2 separate regions of the Homo sapiens genome follow, and region 2 is linked to region 1. Evidence: chromatin loops called from intact Hi-C (ENCODE). Cell type or tissue: heart left ventricle. All regions are shown on one strand.

Region 1 (2,500 bases):
AAAGGAGTGTCTAATTATTAAACAACTATTTTTCTATGTTAGTGGAAACAAATCAAACTCTCAAACAATATGAAAACTATTTGTATACCTTTGGGAATATATATAAAAAAAATATGTGATGGATTCAGCTATGAAACAATGCTTTGTCTAACTGCCTGGTTACATGGTGCCTGAATAGAGGGTGAGGATGAGGAAAGAGATGACAAATCCACAGGAAATGATGAAAGAAATTCAGCCCAGGATTTGAAAATTACAATAAGTAATCTGCAATGCAGATAATCTACATAAAGAGTAAAGACAAATCACTGAAAACAGGCTGCATGCGGTGGCTCAAGCCTGTAATCCCAGCATTTTGGGAGGCCGAGGGGGGCAGATCACCTGAGGTCAGGAGTGCAAGACCAGCTTGGCCAACATGGAGTAACCCCATCTCTATTAAAATACAAAAATTAGCCGAGCATGATGATGGGTGCCTGTAATCCCAGCTACTCAGGAGGCTGAGACAGGAGAATCACTTGAACCCAGGAGATGGTAGCTGCAGTGAGCCGAGATCACACCACTGCACTCCAGCCTGGGGGGCTGAGCAAGACTCCATCTCAAAAAAAAAAAAAAAAAAAAAAAAAAAGAAAAGAAATTACTGAAAACAGCTAACTTCAAATTCAGCAAACTAAGTCAGATTCCGCTATGGCAAAGAGTTTGCCAAAAGTTATACTTTTGACCACAGTATTAGAATAGGAAGGAAGTAATACTGAAGACAAAATTCACTAAAATATTTTGGTTTCAGTTGGAACAAAAACATTCTCCTTTAAGGAACTGGTATTGTGGAGACTTGATGATATTCTAGGAAATGAAATGAGATAATGTTTTCGAAATAGCCCCACGATAATGTCAATGAGTAATTTCAGTTCTTATCACCATATGATGTGGTTAGTGAGCAGTACTGATACGGAGGGGAAAAAAAAGGTGTCAGAATGTTAAAAAAAAAAAAAAAAAAAAAAAGCCTCCCTCTCTCAGGAAAACAGCAATCAACAGCTACTGCTGCTGGACAAAAACCTAACACTTCTCAGTCATGGGGGAAAAATGTCTGAAAATGAGTTTCACTGTTTCTCAGCAAATGTTGGCTTAAATATCTTGGCTGTGCCCATCAGAATACCTATGCCCAGCTTCATAATCATAAAGAAAACAGGATTCCAGGTCATTTGTGCTACAAGAGACTCAAAAGGTCATTTGGCCCATGTCCAAATTGACACTAACTTTTCTCTATTACACAGCACACAAACTGCAGAGTCAGATCTATGGAACCAGGTCTTTCTCCTCTTCCTTGATCTATTTCTCTTCTTCTTTTAAAAATAACATAGATTGGCCAGGCATGGTGGCTCATGCCTGTAATCCCAGCACTTTGGGAGGCCAAGGCAGGTGGATCGCCTGAGGTCAGAAGTTCGACCCCAGTCTGGCCAACATAGTGAAACCCCATCTCTACTAAAAATACAAAAATTAGCGAGGCATGGTGGTGCATGCCTGTAATCCCAGCTACCGGGGGGCTGAGGCAGGAGTATTGCTTGAACCTGGGAGGAGGAGGTTGCAGTGAGCCGAGATCGTGCCACTGCACTCCAGCCTGCGCAATAGAGTGAGACTCTGTCTCAAATAAAAAAAAAATTAAAATAAAATAAAAATAACATAGATCAGGGTAGAAATATTGCTGAAGCTCAGTTGCAAATCTACGAAAGTACAAAAAGCTACCCACCTTGGTTCCATTTTCTCACCTCCCATTTACTTCTCACATAGTGTAACTGTCTCTGGGACACTTTTTATCCCTGCCTATTTCAGAGGTTTCAAATTTTCTTCAATGGTTCCTCTTGCCCCCAGGCCAGAGGTAGGGGCTCCCTTGGCTCAGCTTCTATAGCAACCTCCTCATACCTGTGTCACAGACAGTATTTATTATCTTGTTATTGTTGTTGCTTTAGAGACAGTCTCCGTTGCCCAGGCTGGGGTGCAGTGGTGTGATCATAGCTCACTGCTGACTCTAACTTCTGAGCTCAATTGATGCTTCTGCCTCAGCCTTCCCAGTAGTTGGGACTACAGGCATGCACCACTGCACCCAGCTAATTCTTTTATTTTTTGTAGAGATGGGGTCTCACTATGTTGCCCAGGCTGGTCTCGATCTCCTGGCCTCAAGCAATCCACTCGCCTCTGCCCCCCAAAGCTCTGGGATTATAGACATGAGCCAACACACCTGGCCTACTTTGTTTTTTAACCATCCTGTAATCTTCCTATCTCTTACCACACTCACAACACTGTGACTTCTTGGAAACAGTGATTTTGTCTTATTTATCTTTGTGAATGCCATTACACCCAGCCCATAGTGAAGATCAATAACTGTTTACTGAATAAATAAATAAATGTTACAAACTTTTGATCCTCTGAATGCTGGGAAAAAGGAGACAGCCAAAGTAACATGATGACACAGGATAATATATCTAGGCTATCTAAATATTTTTCAAGC
Region 2 (2,500 bases), 230 kb before region 1:
GACTCAGATAGTTTGAATAATTAGTTCAAATTTGCCAGGCTAGCAAGATGTAGAGCCTGATTCCAACCCACGTAATCTGACTCCAGAGTGCACATTATTAACCACTGGCGAGTCAATTGACGCAATGTAGAGACCTAGGGAGGAAATGTCAGCAAAGCGTGAGTATCCTTCCTTATGGACAGTCTTAGCCAGCAAGCTAAAAGAAATGCAGCCGACGGATTTTGGCCCAAAACTGTTCAGCAATCCAATGTCTCTAAAAGATAATGAAAACAAAAATGAAGTCTACTTTTGTTAGAATGAAGAATGACTGGCCTGAAAAACTAGTGGAGATATTTTTAAGTCAATAGATTCAAAATCAAACTATCAAAGGGAGCTCTGCATGTTTTCAGGCAACGGGAGTAGAGTGAGAGGTGAGGCTTGAATTTTTAAATGGTATTCTCCTTTATTTTAGAATATTATTATTTTTGCCCCAGTTTTCATGAAGAAAAGAGATAAATGTGTACTATTTCATATTCTTACTGCTTGCATCAGACATGAATTATCGGAATTTAAATGCCTTATGTAATACACAGTGGATTAGTGTATTTTACTACTTTGATGGTGTTTTTTTAATATAAATTCAGACACATTTATTTCCTATCCCTGAGACAAAAGAGCTATTGATAGAAGCAGAACACACATGTATGCGGATGACTGTTTATACAGATATGGTATAAATCTATATTTCTATCTTATCAAAATACAGACTTCTGACAAGGTTAGAAAGAATCGGCCATATTAAAACTATTGCCATCAAACACAATGTTCCAAGACCCCTAGGATAAATAATAACAAGAATAAATATTTTTTTATAAAAATGAACCCCTTGTCTATGATTTTGGATTTTTTTTCAAGATCGTATGTATCAAAAGGATTACAAGAGGCTAATGCCATAATCAGCCATATGACCTTGGGTAAATCACTAAGATTCTTCTTATCTTAGAACAAGGGAGTTGGAGTCAAGGCTGTGACTCTGAATTCTTCAGTCTTGTATATTCCAATATGGCGTGGTTGGGGTGAGAGGTACAATTTAGAGACTTTCCATGTGTTCCTTCAAACTCCTCATTCCATTTCCCCATTCTGCATGGAGGCACCTACAACATGGTAGAGGTTGAACCAAGTGAGGCAGTTGACATCTCTAATAGTTTGCCACTAGCATAGTATCTGTGTTTTGAAAAGTCATTGGACTTTGGAGGTATGTATTCCAAAGCACCATGTAGCTGGAACTGTTTTGATAAATCTTGTAAAAAAAATCCCAATTGAGTAGCAATAGGGAAAAGCATCCAACACTTACAGGAAGCTCCAGCTGATTGGGGATAAATGAGCTCTGTACTCAGCAACAGCTGCAACAACAGAGGGCCGAGCCTCGGTAGGTGGACATGCACAGAACGAGCTGAGCTGGGGCCTGGAATTTCCCGAAATGAAATCCAAGAACTGTTTAGGTTGACCTTCTCTCTCTTAACACAGTTGACCCTTAAGAAATAAGAGATGACACATCCCAAAGCACACCAAGTTTTTACAACCGCAGCTTAAAAAAAAAAAGGAAAAGTTGGAAAATGAATGGCAGTCCTCTTGCAATTCTGGAAGAATAAACTGGTTGATTTGACTGCCTTCTGTTTGGGGAATAAGCAAAGCGATTATTTAAGAATCATATATGCTGGGGCTGCTGCGGAATGCAGAGTTTCTAGAAAACAGATTTATCTGTCAATTATAAGCAGGCTTCCTGCACTGCAGGACCTGCTTCCACATAGCAGTCAGGGTTACAGTGACATAAAACAGAACACCATGAACTGTATTTAGAAAGGCTGATGTAAAAAATGCAGTGGGGAGGAAGATTGAAATGTTTGCAGAAATATAGATAAGCAGGCACAATATAAATGAGGAAATATGTTTTCTTCCCCCAACAGCATGACAGCCTCAACAGTATTTTCCAGGGAATTGAAAAAAGAATTTTCTTAGCAGGGAAAAAATAAAAGTGGTCATCTGCTGGCTAAGTATATAAAGACACATCTTAAGAGCTTTCTCTAAAGTAGGTTTCTCACGTGAAAAATGAGGCTGTTATGAGGTACAGCCCCTCAGTTTACCCATTTCCATATAGCCTAAAATAATGGGGCTTAGTGTGATAGAAAATAGTGGCAACTAAAAATATCTGTCGCAGATAAGGTTTCTCTTCTAGCCATGGCTGTGTCAAGTTACGTGGTCTTTGCTTTGCTCTGCTGCATTCTGATAACATACACTTAAGTAATTTTGTAAAAAAGCTATGCCTCACTTTCATAAGCATAAAGGAAATAAGATCAGTCATGAGGAACATCTGGCAGGAAGTTCATGGAAAGGGAATTCACCAGAATTATTCAACTGGGAGGGGCCTTGGAAGCCATTTGTTCTAGGTTTCCATATGTTGGCCTGAGGAACTATGTACTTTGTTATGTAAAAATCACGGAAAATAGAGGTCAGAGATAAA

Evidence for each region. A loop is a pair of places that touch in the nucleus more often than their neighbours do. Peaks named below come from ENCODE experiments on the same cell type or tissue, not always from the same donor. Only the 100,000 strongest peaks of a DNase experiment are listed, where the experiment ranks them.
Region 2: it touches region 1 in a loop (2.0-fold over the local background); 4 of 110 quality-filtered maps call a loop at or near these places.

What each region holds. Positions count from the first base shown.
Region 1 is chr12:75,933,737-75,936,236 of GRCh38, forward strand. No RefSeq gene overlaps it. Among named protein-coding and RNA genes, the nearest start is that of PHLDA1-AS1, 96 kb to the right of the region's middle. In heart left ventricle, a CTCF peak has its summit at 1,047; no DNase peak of the experiment used is centred here; H3K27ac peaks cover 1,493 bases.
Region 2 is chr12:75,704,750-75,707,249 of GRCh38, forward strand. All of the region lies in intron 1 of LOC105369844 (a long non-coding RNA gene), which reads right to left. Among named protein-coding and RNA genes, the nearest start is that of KRR1, 190 kb to the left of the region's middle. In heart left ventricle, no CTCF peak of the experiment used is centred here; a DNase peak (open chromatin) is centred at 1,412; H3K27ac peaks cover 1,974 bases.